Linked DNA regions of Homo sapiens: region 1 is linked to region 2. A link is a contact called in ENCODE Hi-C or POLR2A ChIA-PET data. All regions are on one chromosome and are shown on one strand. Each heading gives the region's core, a stretch centred on a gene start or an enhancer-like site at or near the end of the contact. The rest is flanking DNA. Distances are from core to core; before and after follow the strand shown.

What was found. A loop is a pair of places that touch in the nucleus more often than their neighbours do. ChIA-PET counts read pairs that join two places held with the same protein, here RNA polymerase II (POLR2A). Pooled maps may share reads with other maps.
Region 1: a loop to region 2 is called in a map of CD4-positive, alpha-beta T cell, with 2.1 times the contacts of the local background. The contact joins the promoter of DDRGK1 here to the promoter of OXT in region 2. A Hi-C loop is called at or near these places in 12 of 168 maps with a recorded cell type or tissue (CD4-positive, alpha-beta T cell, CD4-positive, alpha-beta memory T cell, CD8-positive, alpha-beta T cell and 6 more), 8 of 37 single-sample maps with no recorded cell type and 15 of 50 pooled maps. POLR2A ChIA-PET finds 5 or more read pairs at or near these places in 8 of 52 experiments (CD4-positive, alpha-beta T cell, H1, HEK293T and 4 more).

The regions. Positions count from the first base shown.
Region 1 is chr20:3,203,432-3,209,947 of GRCh38, forward strand. DDRGK1 (DDRGK domain containing 1) reads right to left here and starts at 1,251. Exons shown (of 9, transcript NM_023935.3): 1 at 1,106-1,251. The coding sequence starts at 1,196. It overlaps ITPA (inosine triphosphatase), which reads left to right and starts at 6,067. Exons shown (of 8, transcript NM_033453.4): 1 at 6,067-6,186. The coding sequence starts at 6,121. RefSeq lists enhancers at 943-1,162, 5,662-6,310, 6,193-6,262.
Region 2 is chr20:3,069,492-3,076,655 of GRCh38, forward strand. OXT (oxytocin/neurophysin I prepropeptide) reads left to right here and starts at 2,129. Exons shown (of 3, transcript NM_000915.4): 1 at 2,129-2,284; 2 at 2,586-2,787; 3 at 2,872-3,026. The coding sequence starts at 2,165. The coding sequence ends at 2,927. LOC101929098 (a long non-coding RNA gene) reads right to left here and starts at 2,808. Exons shown (of 2, transcript XR_430278.4): 1 at 2,706-2,808. RefSeq lists a silencer at 2,795-2,904 and an enhancer at 3,380-3,915.

The sequences.
Region 1 (6,516 bases), core at 1-2,500, 130 kb after region 2:
AAATGACAATGCTGCCTATAAGCCCAGCCCGGCCCATGGCAGGAGGAGCGGCAGCCCGGAAGCCTCACCTCCTCTGCTTAGCGGCCTGCTGCCCACAGCACAAGGCCCCGACTTCTCAGTCTGACTGGCAAGGCCTTTTCCACCAGGCCCACAGCTTGGTCCCAGGCGGGGGCTCAGCCCTTCCCTCGGGCCTGTGTGAATACTCCTCTCCCCTCCCGGCTCCACCTTTCCAGCTGGCCTGTCAGGAGGCCCCTATCCTGATGTCCCCAGCTCTCATCGAGTACCCCCTGCAGGAATCCACTGATTTCTCGCCTAACACCACCTGTGGTTTTATCTGGCTCCCCAGCCAGAGAGTACACTTCCCGGCGGTGGCCGAGCCTCCCCCGGGAAGACCTGCTGGATCTCCGCCTTCCCTCAGCGTGTCCCTTCCGCTCCTGGGAGCGCGCAGGTGCTCAGAGGTAGCTTGTGGGCCCAGGGAGCAGGAAAACACATATACAAACCCGCCCGCTGACCAGAAATGGGGGGAAAGAGGGAGGATGGGTGTATCTGTTCTGTGCCCTGGCCAATGACATGGCCTTCTGATCGGGGAGCGGATTGGGGAGGGAGAGTGGGCCCTCTCCTTGGCGGGAAGGGAGAGAGCTTCAGGAATTTCCTGGAGCCGCCTCGCGCTTCTCCAGCTCGTGGGGGACAGGCAGAAAATATTCAGATGCCCCCTTCCTGGCACCTGCTCTGGAGCCAGGCTGGGAGGAATGGAAAACCCCTGCGGCCTCCCTAACAGGTGCAGAGGGAAAGGGCCCCGACGGTGACGGATGGGAGTGTGCGCCGGCCAGGGCCTCAGGCCTTTGGAGGTATGGAGTTCCCGGGGGTGAAGAGAGGGATGAGGCCAGACTCTGGCTTGGAGTCGAGAGAAAGGGGTAGCGGCGCGGCCACCGATTCCAGGTAGGGCACTGCGGAAGCCCCACCCGGCACACGACTAGCGCACGGACGCGCATGCGTCCCGCCCGCCCAGGTGCGCACGCGCAGGAGCCGCGGCGCGACGGTCCACAAAGGCTCAGAAGGCCAGAAAACCCGGTACCACCAACCCTGGTGCAGCGGCATCTCCTACCTGATGCCGCCCGGCCCCGGCTGCGAGTCAGGAAGAGGATAAAGCCGACTAGCAGAGCCGCCGCTACCAAGTACCACACAGGCGCCACCATGACGAGGGCCTCAGTGCAGAACCACTGCGTCCACCCTGAGGCCGGGATCTCATAGGCCCCGCCCCTATTTCCCAATCTAGACTCCGCCCACTACTCGGAGCCCCGCCCAGCGGCACATCACAGAGAGGCTTTAATGTCAGACATTAAAATGAGTTTGGGGGGTGTAAAGAAACCCACAATGTTAAGAGGAAATTATAGCAGACGGTATGTCCAGTAGAAAACATCTATGTATGTTTTTTTTTTTTGAGACGGAGTCTCTGTCGCACAGGCTGGAGTGCGGTGGTGCGATCTCGGCTCACTGCAACCTCCACCTCCCAGGTTCAAGCGATTCTCCTGCCTCAGACTCCCGAGTAGCTGGGATTACAGGCGCCCGCCACCACGCCCGGCTAATTTTTGTATTTTTAGTAGAGATGGGGGTTTCACCGTGTTGGCCAGGCTGGTCTCGAACTCCTGACCTTGTGATCCACCCACCTTGGCCTCCCAAAGTGCTGGGATTACAGGCGTGAGCCACCGCGCCCGGACTATATATGTTTTAAAAATCACTAAACAATCCCACATAGTGTTTATGGAAACAACCGTGGAAAAAGTACGAAAAGAGGCTTGGGACTGATGCACACCAACTTCAGGATAGCGATTACCTCTAGGAGGAGGGAAGCGGGTTGGGGTTTTGCTGTATCTGTGACACTGAATTTCTTTCTTTCTTTCTTTCTTTTGAGGGGAAGGGGAGGGGAGGGGAGGGCAGTACTGGAATTTATTAAGCTTTTTGTATACATGATAACAGAAGTAAAGATTTATTTCAGGAGCCAGGCACAGAGGCTCGTCTGTTAACCCAATACTTTGGGAAGTCTAGGTAGAGGTGAGCCTAGGAGTTCAAGACCAGCCTGGGCAACATGATGAAACCCTGTCTCTACAAAATACAAAAATTAGCCAGGTGTGGTGGCATGCACCTGTGATTCCAGGTACTTGGGAAGATGAGGTGGGAAGATCACCTGAGCCCAGGGAGGTCGAGGCTGCAGTGAGCCATGATCATGCCAGTGCACTCCAGCCTGGGTGATAGAGTGAGACCCTGTCTCAGAAAATAAAAATAAATAAAAATAAATTCAGGACCAATGAACAATGGTGAGAAAGGGATTTGAAAAAATACGGGCCAGATGAGGTGGCTCTCCCCTGTAATCCTAGCACTTTGGGAGGCCGAGGTGGGCGGATCACTTCAGGTCAAGTGTTCAAAACCAGCCTAGCTGACGTGATGAAATCCTGTCTCTACTAAAAATACAAACAATGAGTGGGGCGTGGTGGCACATGCCTGTAATCCCAGCTACTCGGGAGGCTGAGGCAGGAGAATCACTTGAACCCAGGGGGCGGACGTTGCAGTGAGCCAAGATTGCACCACTGCACACCAGCCTGAGCGACAGAGCAAGACTCTGTCTCAAAAAAAAAAAAAAAAGAAAGAAAGAAAGAAAAAGAAAAAGAAAAAATATGGGCTGGGCGAGGTGGCTCACACCTGTAATCCCAGCACTTTGGGAGGCTGAGGTGGGTGGATCACCTGAACTCAGGAGTTTGAGACCAGCCTGACAAACACAGTGAAACCCTGTCTCTACTAAAAATACAAAATTAGCTTGGCGTGGTGGTGGGTGCCTGTAATCCCAGCTACTTGGGAGGCTGAGGCAGGAGAATCTCTCGAAGCCGGGAGGCAGAGGTTGCAGTGAGCCGAGATCACACTATTGCACTCCAGCCTGGGCAACAGAGTGAGACTCAGTCTCAAAAAAAAAAAAAAAAAAAAAAAAGCTGGGCACCGTGGCTCACGCCTACAATCCCAACCAACACTTTGGGAGGTCGAGGTGGGTGGATCACCTGAGGTCGGGAATTTGAGACCAGCCTGACCAACATGGAGAAACCCCATCTCTACTAAAAATACAAAATTAGCCGGGTGTGGTGGCTCATGCCCATAATCCCAGCACTTCGGGAGGCTGAGGCAGGCGGATCACGAGGTCAGGAGATCAAAACCATCCTGGCTAACACGGTGAAACCCCGTCTCTACTAAAAATACAAAAAAATTAGCCAGGCGTGGTGGTGGGCGCCTGTAGTCCCAGCTACTTGGGAGGCTGAGGCAGGAGAATGGTGGGGACCCGGGAGGCGGAGCTTGCAGTGAGCTGAGATCGCGCCACTGCACTCCAGCCTGGGCGACAGAGTGAGACTGTCTCAAAAAAAAAAAAAAAAGAAGAAGAAAGATACAAAAATTAACCAGGCATGGTGGTGCATGCCTGGAGTCCCAGCTACTCAGGAGGCTGAGGTGGGAGAACTGCTCGAACCCAATATGCAGAGGTTGCAGTGAGCCGGGACCACACCACTGTACTTCAGCCTGGGCAACAGAGCAAGACTCCATCTCAAAAAAAATAAATAAATAAAAGAATGAAAAAGAAAGTTATCTATGGACTTGTAATTATAGATGTCAGTTGTGATCTTTTTGTTTGTTGGTTTTTTGAGACAGGGTCTCACTCACATCACCCAGGCTAGAGTACAGTGGCACTCTTGGCTCACTGCAGCCTCGACTTCCCAGGCTCAGGTGATCCTCCCACCTCAGCCTCCTAAACAGCTGTGACTACAGGTGTGTGCCCCCAAGCCCAACTAATTTTTTGTATTTTTTGTAGAGACTGGGTTTCACCATGTTGTCTAGGCTTGTCTTGAACTCCTGGGATCAAGTGATCCACTGTGCCCAAGCTAGTTATCTTACATTACAGAACACCTACTATGTACCAGGAGCTGGGATTTAAGAATGAGAGGTGAGGCTGGGCACCGTGGCTCAAGCCTGTAATCTCAGCACTTTGGGAGGCTGAGGTGGAGGGATCTCCTGAGGTCAGGAGTTTGAGACCAGCCTGGTCAATATGGTGAAACCCCACCTCTACTAAAAGTACAAAAATTCACTGGGTGTGGTGGTGCATGTCTGTAATCCCAGCTACTCAGGAGGCTGAGGCAGGAGAATCCCTTGAACCCGGGAGTCGGAGGTTGAAGTGAGCCGAGATCGTGCCACTGCACTCAAGCCTGGGCGACAAGAGCAAGACTCCATCTCAAAACAACAACAACAACAACAACAAAACACAGTGGCTGATGCCTGTAATCCCAGCACTTAGGGAGGCCGAGGTGGGCATATCACGACGTCAGGAGTTCGAGACCAGCCTGGCCAACATGGTGAAACCCCGTCTCTACTAAAAATGCAGAAATTAGCTGGGCGTCGTGGGGGGTGCTTGTAGTCCCAGCTACTCAGGAGGCTGAGGCAGGAGAATCGCTTCAACCCAGGAGACAGAGGTTGCAGTGAGCCAAGATCATGCCATTGCACTCCAGGCCAGGTGACTAGAGCAAGACTCCGTCTCAAAAAAAAAAAAAAAAAAGAAAAAGAGAGGTGAGCAAAAACAGATATGGTTTTTACCATTAGGATTTTTAGAAGAGAAAACAGAATCACACAAATGAATATCTATTTGCAGTGCAGAGGTCAGTGCTATGCAAGCAGATGAAAGGGAGCTCAGGGAAGGTTTTCCTGAGCTGGGGCTTGAGCTGGCTAAGATCCAAGAAAGGCATCCATGTAAGGTGGGCTGTTTTTCTTCTTTTCAGGCTCCTCGGGGTAACTGATGTCCCCCAAGCCCTCCTCTGCCCCCAAATCCCCATGGCCACTCCTCTAGGGACTCTGCATAATGGTTAGTGTTTCTACTTCAATAAAAGAAAACAGGTCACCACCCAAAGCAGTGGTTCCCACACATTTTTTTTCTTTTTCAGACGCAGTTTTGCTCTTGTTGCCCAGGCTGGAGTCCGATGGCACGATCTCCGCTCACTGCAACCCCCACCTCCCGAATTCAGGCGATTCTCCTGAATCCTGAATTCTCTGAACTGGGATTACAGGCATGCACCACCATGCCCAGCTAATTTTGTACTTTTTGGTAGAGATGGGGTTTCTCCATGTTGGTCAGGCTGGTTTCAAACTCCTGACCTCGGGTGATCCACTCGCCTCAGCCTCCCAAAGTGCTGGGATTACAGGCGTGAGCCACCGGGCTTTCCCACACTTTGATGAGCATCAGAATGGCCTGAGGAGCTTGGTAAGAACTCAGACTCCCTCCCTTTCTTGTCCATGGGCAGAAGTGGCCATTCAAGAGGTACTGACACAGGGGTCCAGGCGGGGGGCAGAGGGCTGAGTCTCTGGAGGAGGGAGGTCAGATGACTTGCTGCAAAGAGAGTATCAGCAGAGGTTCAGCAGACCCACCTTTGAGAGGGCACTTCCTACTTTCTGTTGTGTTTGGAATGCAAAGATCTGGCTGAAACGGTGGCCACGGAGAAGGGGTGATAGATTTGAGAGGCTGGAGGGATGAGGAAGTGAGGAACTCTACATACTGAGCTCTCAAGCCTAGGAGTGAAAACGGGTGAGAAGTTTGGGCTTGTTTTAGGCTATGCCGAGTTTAAGTTCACAGTCGAGTGGATCATAGCTGGCGGGTAAGGCTGAAGGTGAGATCAGGATGAGGGTTTGGAAGCCCTTGCCTAGAAGGAGGCAGTTTTTTGAGACAGCATAGGAGAGCGCAAACCTCCAGGGTCACAGGGCTGCAGTCTTCTCCTTTCGGAGACCCCATTGCAGAGAAGAGCGAAAGCAGGGGCGGGGTGGGGGTGGGAGTGGTCTCTTCCGGTTCTTGAAGATAGCGTCCCTTAGGCAGGAGGGGTGGGTCACTCAGTCTCCAGGCTCGGGAGGCCCCCAGCAAATCGGACGCTGTGGGCTAGGCCGCCACCGCGAGCCCACTCGCCCGATACGCGCCTTGGGGTCCGGGTCGGCTTTCCCCGGGACCCCTGGCCGGAAACTGAGCCGTTCACTTCCGCCACCAGCCGGAAGTTTTCTGTCACTGGACGCCAAGGAGTTTTCGGTGGCTCAGCTGGGTAACCGGGGATCACCATGGCGGCCTCATTGGTGGGGAAGAAGATCGTGTTTGTAACGGGGAACGCCAAGAAGCTGGAGGAGGTGCCGGGAGGGTGTTGGGGGCTAACTGGGAGGCGGCTGGGAATAGGGCGGAGAAGGGGCTTCCGGGAGGAGGGAAGCACGTGGGAGGAGGCATGGAGAGAGAACAGAATTCAGCCCGGAAGAATGGGTCCTGACCCGGCTGTGTGGAAAAGCTGGGGCGCAAGAAGGGAGTGGCTGCAGAATCGGGGCGCCCCGGGGTTGGCGAGGGAACGAGGGTCTCGACAGATCCCGACACAGGGCTTGTGTGGTCAGCGACTGCGGGACCCGGAGGAGTAGCGGGGCTCTTAACAACCGCCCCGAAGGTCACCTATTGAAGTAGACCCCAACCCA
Region 2 (7,164 bases), core at 879-3,378:
GAGGGGTCAAAAATAGGAGTGAGCAGAGGGAGAACTGCTATGCAGACCACAGCTGACCCCATAGGGAGCTCTGGAGCCAAAATGCTCCTTCAGAGTTATCCTGCATTTGGGCCAAAATGGACCAGTCATTGGATGCGGGCCACCTGGGAAGGGTGTGACCCTGAGCCAGGCAGCTCTCTGCAGCTGAAGCAGGCTCTCGAGGAGCTACCCCTGAGGGCCACCTGCAGAGGGCACTCCCAGCAGCTGGGTGGCAGGTGCTTTCACAAAGGGAGAGTTGAGCAGCGCCTTTCCTTTCTTGTTCATGATATCTACCAATACCTCTCCCACTGGGGTAATCCATCTTTTCTTTTAATTATTTTCCTTTTGAGATATATTAAAAATGCAAAAAAAAAAATTTTTATTTTTTTGAGACGGAGTCTCGCTCTATCACCTAGGCTGGAGTGCAGTGGCATGATCTTGGCTCACTGCAACCTCCGCCTCCTGGGTTCAACTGATTCTCCTGCCTCAGCCTCCTGAATAGCTGTGATTACAGGTGCCTACCTCACGCCCAGCTAATTTTTGTATTTTTATATTTTTAGTAGAGATGGGGTTTCACCATGTTGGCCAGGTTGGTCAACCACCACGCCCAGCCAAAAAAAATTTTAATGTCGAAAATGAGAGAAATAGAATTACAAAAGAAACCAATTACAGGGCCAGGCACAGCAGCTCAAGCCTGTAATCCTAGCACTTTGGGAGGCTGAGGCGGGTGGATCACCTGAGGTCAGGAGTTCGAGACCAGCCTGGTCAACATGGTGAAACCCCCGTCTTTACTGAAAATACACAAATTAGCCAGGCGTGGTGGTGCATGTCTGTAATCCAAGCTACTTGGGAGGCTGAGACAGGAGAATCGCTTGAAACCAGGAGGTGGAGGTTGCAGTGAGCCAAGATGGCGCCCGCCATTGCACTCCAGCCTGGGCGACAGAGCGAGACTCCGTCTCAAGAAAAAAATATATATATTTATATTCAGATATCAAAATGTTAAAACACTTTTTTTTTTTTTGAGACAGGGTCTCGCTCTCGCTCTGTCACTCTGGCTGGAGTGCAGTGGTACGATCACAGCTCACTGCAGTCTTGAATTCCCAGGCTTAAGCGGTACTCCTGCCTCAGCCTCCCAAGCAGCTGAGACTACAGGAGCACACCAACACGCCCAGCTAATTTTTGTATTTTTTGTAGAGTTGGGGGTTCTCGCTATGTTGCCTAGGCTGGTCTTGAACTTCTGGTCTCAAGTGATCTGCCCACCTCAGACTCCCAAAGTATTGGGATTGCAGGCGTGAGCCACAGCGCCCAGCCAAAACACATTTTGATGGTGTCATAAACGTGCTTCTTTAACCATTAGATAGCAAGATCTGGTCGTGGCCCAATAACTGTGATAATTTTGAAGATATAATGAATCTAAACAGTATATAGAGGCATTTGTGACAGCTGTGATAGGAAGTTATCTTCTATTTTGATTTGTGACAAAGCCACAGGTATTGCTAATTCTGCTGTGGTTTGTTGCCTAATTTATAGTGAAAGGAAAGGTGGAATATCAGTTACAGATTAGAGACAGATGTGATCTCTTCCTATCCAAGTTTCAGGTGCAGGGAAGTGGGTGTTGCTGTGTGGTGAGGGTGAAGAGGTTTTCTGGAAATTTGGGTTTAGGAAGAGGAAATGTTCCTAAAAGAGGGGACAATGATCCACATGCGTGGTGGGCCAAGAGGGTGGGCGGATCCTGCCAGAGCCTCCTCCCACCTGGAGGGGTCCCAGCGTCCACCTTCCCTGCCCCAGCCCCCCTCCTCGAGGTACTGGGAGGCTGGATAAAGTCTTCGGCTGGGCCACACCCCACCCCAAATTCTCCCTGTCCCACCCTAGTGGCCCAGGCCACCCCGGCCTGCTCCCTTCCGCAAGGCACCTCACCTTCTGTGCCCAGACCATTAGCCAACGCGGTGACCTTGACCCCGGCCCAGGCCCTGCTAATGAAGAGGAAAGCCCGTACGCACTCGGCCTGACCCACGGCGACCCTCTGTGACCAATCATACTACCAACCTCTTAAACAGAGCTCCACCGACGCAATGCCCAGGCATAAAAAGGCCAGGCCGGAGAGACCGCCACCAGTCACGGACCCTGGACCCAGCGCACCCGCACCATGGCCGGCCCCAGCCTCGCTTGCTGTCTGCTCGGCCTCCTGGCGCTGACCTCCGCCTGCTACATCCAGAACTGCCCCCTGGGAGGCAAGAGGGCCGCGCCGGACCTCGACGTGCGCAAGGTGAGTCCCCAGCCCTGGTCCCGCGGCGCTCCGGGGAGGGAGGGACCCGCAGCCACAGGGGCGCGCCCCGCTCCGGCCTCGCCTGAGAACTCCAGGAGCTGAGCGGATTTTGACGCCCCGCCCTTGACCGCGGTCGAGGCCCCCACGGCGCCCCAGCGCGTCTCAGCCCCGCTGTCCCGCCCGAACTCCGAACCCCGGACCCCAGCATCCTTGCCCGGCGCACCCCGGCCGGCCTCGCAGGGTCCTCCGAGCGAGTCCCCAGCGCCGCCCCGGCTCCCGCTCACCCCGCCCGTCCCCGCAGTGCCTCCCCTGCGGCCCCGGGGGCAAAGGCCGCTGCTTCGGGCCCAATATCTGCTGCGCGGAAGAGCTGGGCTGCTTCGTGGGCACCGCCGAAGCGCTGCGCTGCCAGGAGGAGAACTACCTGCCGTCGCCCTGCCAGTCCGGCCAGAAGGCGTGCGGGAGCGGGGGCCGCTGCGCGGTCTTGGGCCTCTGCTGCAGCCCGGGTGAGCGGGGCAAGGCGCTCCGGGGCCAGGGGGAGGCGGGCGGGGGTGCGGCCGGGATTCCCCTGACTCCACCTCTTCCTCCAGACGGCTGCCACGCCGACCCTGCCTGCGACGCGGAAGCCACCTTCTCCCAGCGCTGAAACTTGATGGCTCCGAACACCCTCGAAGCGCGCCACTCGCTTCCCCCATAGCCACCCCAGAAATGGTGAAAATAAAATAAAGCAGGTTTTTCTCCTCTACCTTGACTCGTGTCTAAGTGCCAGAAATGGGACGGGGAGGGGGCATTGTGGGACTGGAAGATCGCGCGCGTTGGACCTGTGGCTTGTTGCGCTCAGAGCTGGCCCAGGAAGACGTGTCCCGGCTACCCGAGGGGACAGAGCGGGTGCTGTTCTGGCTGCCACCACCCTGGAGGGGCTGGAAGAGGGAGGGGCACAAAGGCTCTGAGGACGTGGAAACAGCCCCAGCTTCCCGCTCCCAGCCTGGGCTGAGGCCTACAGCAGGCTGCACCTCAGGGGATCTTTCAAAATTCAAAAAGACGAGGATGAGGGAGCAAATACAGACAAGGGTCTGAGCGGGATGACCACAGGAAGCGGGCAGTGCACACTGAATGGCTTCCTGACCCCTGAAAGGAGGTTTGAGCCACACTTAGAAGTTGAGGGAGCGGAGCGGGCCTGGGGGGAGGGGGCCCTGGGGAGCAGCTGAAGGGCCAACATGTTTCCAAGGAGCTGGCCCCCAGGAGGCCACTGGCACGCTCAGAAGAGGAGCCCAAGCTGCCGGGACTGGGCTTGAATGCCAGCATGACCGTCCCTGGTGTCCCCAGGGCTGGGTCTGACCCAGCAGCTCTACTCCTGCCTGTGCAATAAAACATGTCAGGGCTGGGGACCCCACAAGCGGACAGGGGATCTTGAGAGCCCAGGGCCACAGAAATGACATGAACAAAGAGAAGCTCTTAACCTCTATCTCCTATCGGTGAAGCAAAAGTATCTGAGACAGGTCTCAAACAACTTAATCTTTTTTTTTTTTGAGATCGAGTTTCGCTCTTGTTGCCCAGGCTGGAGTACAATGATGCAATCTCACCTCACTGCAACCTCTGCCTCCCGGGTTCAAGCGATTCACCTGCCTCAGCCTCCTGAGTGGCTGGGACTACAGGCACCCAACACCACATCTTGCTAATTTTTGTATTTTCAGTAGAGATGGGGTTTCACCACGTAGACCAGGCTGGTCTCAAACTCCTGATGTCAGGTGATCCACCCACCTCGGCCTCCCAAAGTGCTGGGATGATAGGTGTGAGCCACCGTGCCCAGTCAACGTTTCAATCAATTTAGAAAGCTGATTAAGGGCCAGGCACAGTGGCTCATGCCTGTAATCCTAGCACTTTGGGAGGCCTAGGCAGTTTGATGACCTGAGGTCAGGAGATCGAGACCAGCCTGGCCAACATGGCGAAACCCCGACTCTACTGAAAATACAAAAATTAGCCGGGGGTGGTGGCAGGTGCCTATAATCCCAGCTACTTGGGAGGCTGAGGCAGAAAAATCATTTGAACCTAGCGGTGGCAGAGGTTGCAGTGAACCGAGATCATGCCACTTCACTCCGTCCTGGGCAAAAGAGCGAAACTCCATCGCAAAAAGAAAGAATGAAAGAAAGCTGATTAAGGACACTCCTCAGGAGGTCCCCTGAGGACATGTGTCCAAGCCTGGTTTTTTGTTTGAGATGGAGTCTCGCTCTCTGGCTCTGTCGCCCAGGCTGGAGTGCAATAGCATAATCTTGGCTCACTGCAACCTCTGCCTCCCGGGTTCAAGCAATTCTCCTGCCTTAGCCTCCTGAGTAGCTAGGATTACAGGTGCACATCACCACGCTCAGCTAATTTTTGTATTTTTAGTAGAGACGGGGTTTCACCATGTTGGTCAAGCTGGTCTCGAACTCCTGACTTCATGATCTGCCCGCTTAGGCCTCCCAAAGTGCTGGGATTATAGGCATGAGCCACCGCGCCCGGCCTGGTTTTATACATTTTAGGGAGACATGAGACATTGATTAATACATGTGAGATGAACATTGGTTTGCTCTGGAAAGGCAGGACAACTCGAAGGGGGGTTGTGGGGGTCCCAGGTCTTAGGTGGATAAGAGACAAAAGGTTGCCTTCTTTTGAATCTTTGTTCAGCCTTTCACTGAAAACACAATTTACATGTGAGAGTGGGGTAGAGGAATAGTCGACTTATGCCTCAGTCTGGCTCAGTGAATCTGCATTTTTACATAAACAATACGGCAGAAGGAGAAATCAGGTATGCATTTGTCTCAGGTGAGCAGAGGGATGACTTTGAGTTCTAGCCTTTGTCCCGCACCTGTGAAGATAAGCTATCAATTTACATTGCCAGGGTGAATTGAGGCTCACAGGCAATTTCCCTGTGGGTAAATTGTGAAGGAAGTATGTAGCTCTTTGTAGTTTCTTAATGAAGGAATAAAATAGGAGGCAGCTTTGCCTGACTCAGTTCCCAGTTTGACTTTTCCCTTTGACTTAGTGACTTTGGGGTCTTGCGATTTGAAATTTATTAATTTTCCTTTCCCACATCTATCCCTGCATCTAGACCCTGAGAATCAGATAAAAGCCTAGTCCCCAGAACACGCCCCCATCCCCCTGCCCATGTCACTGGGCAGTGCACTTCAGAAAGCCCACGCCCACTCTCTCACTCCGAAGAAAACAGGAACAGGCCATTCCTGTGGCTTCCTCACACTCAGGAGCAACAGGGCGGGGCAGGGAGAATGAACCCACAGGTGCAAGACTGAAAAAATATACTGAAGAGCACCGTAAGATTTCCTTCACAGGTGGTACAAAACAGGCCAAAAACCTATATGGGCCTCGAGGTTTGGGTGGGCAGTGGCTGGAAAAGGTGTCAGGGGCTTCCTGGGTGCTGCCCAGATTCTCTTTCTTGGCCTGGGAGCTGGTGAAACAGGTGTGCTCAGTTTATGAAAATGCATTAAACTGTATACATGGGATTGGTTCACTTTTGTTTGTAATTAAACAGTTGGCCCTTTCTGTCCGTGAGATGTACACCAGTGGAATCAACCAATCTGGGATTGTAAATTTATGAAAAAAAAAAGTCTCTGTACTGAGCATGTCCAGATATTTTTGTCTTCTCATTATTCCCTCAACAATGCAGTATAACAACAATTGACATGACATTTACATTGTATTAGTTTTGTGTTTGTTTGTTTTTGAGACGGAGTCTCGTTCTGTCGTCTGTGCTGGAGTGCAATGGCGCAATCTCAGCTCACTGCAATCTCTGCCTCCTAGGTTCAAGCAATTCTCCTGCCTAAGCCTCCCAAGTAGCTGGGATTACAGGTGCCCCCCACCACGACCAGCTAATTTTTTTGTATTTTTAGTAAAGATGGGTTTTCACCATGTTGGTCAGGCTGGTCTTGAACCCGACTAGAGTGGATGATCTGGCACCTCGACCTCCCAAAGTGCTGGGATTACAGACATGAGCCACTGCACCCAGCCACAGTGAGGCTTTTGAAAGCCCCAGTGGCCTACGGCACAGTGGAATGGTTTTTGCTGGAGCTGTGAGGGGACACCCCTCTTTTGACCTCACATCTTGGGGTAAGGAAGAGGGGGGATTTGTTATGCAAAGGAACAAGAGATTGACTCAAAGCGGAGAACGTGGACTTCTTTTCAAATTGTTCAGAACTATTTGATACACAGAAAGGGGTATTTGAGGAAAGTGGTCAAAGTTCTGTGGCCCCTCAGAAACCACCTGGAGAGAGAGGGGAGCATCTGCCCACAGAGCACCTGAGGGACCCCCCCACCTCCACTCGTATGGGCACGATCCTGCGGATTTGTGCTTTCCAAGCTGCCTGTCCACCTGCCACATTTGTGGGACGTCTGGGCCTCCCACTGGGACCTCACTCCTTCCTCTGAGTGCCGCACATTCTCTCCCACCCCAGTGGCTCTGATACAGAGCAGAGGGGTGTCCGCCCAGCTTTCCCCACCTTGGGAGAGACTTCAGGGTCCCCTCACCCCCTTAGGCACCCGCCCACTGGGCCATTCTTTCCCTGGGATCCAATGCCCGCAGTGTTTTCTTTTGCAGCCTTAAAACACAGAGGGCTGGCTGGGCAAGGTGGCTCATGCCTGTAATCCCAGCACTTTGGGAGGCTGAGCGGGGGGGATGGATCACATAAGGTCAGGAGTTCAAGACCAGCCTGGCCATAATGGCGAAACCCTGTCTCTACTAAAAAAAATACAAAAATTAGCCGGGCGTGGTGGTGTGCACCTGTAGTCCCAGCTACTCAGGAGAATTATTGCTTGAATTGCCTGAACCCACGAGGTGGAGATTGCAATGAGCCAAGATCACACCACTGCATTCCAGTCCGGGCAACAGAAGA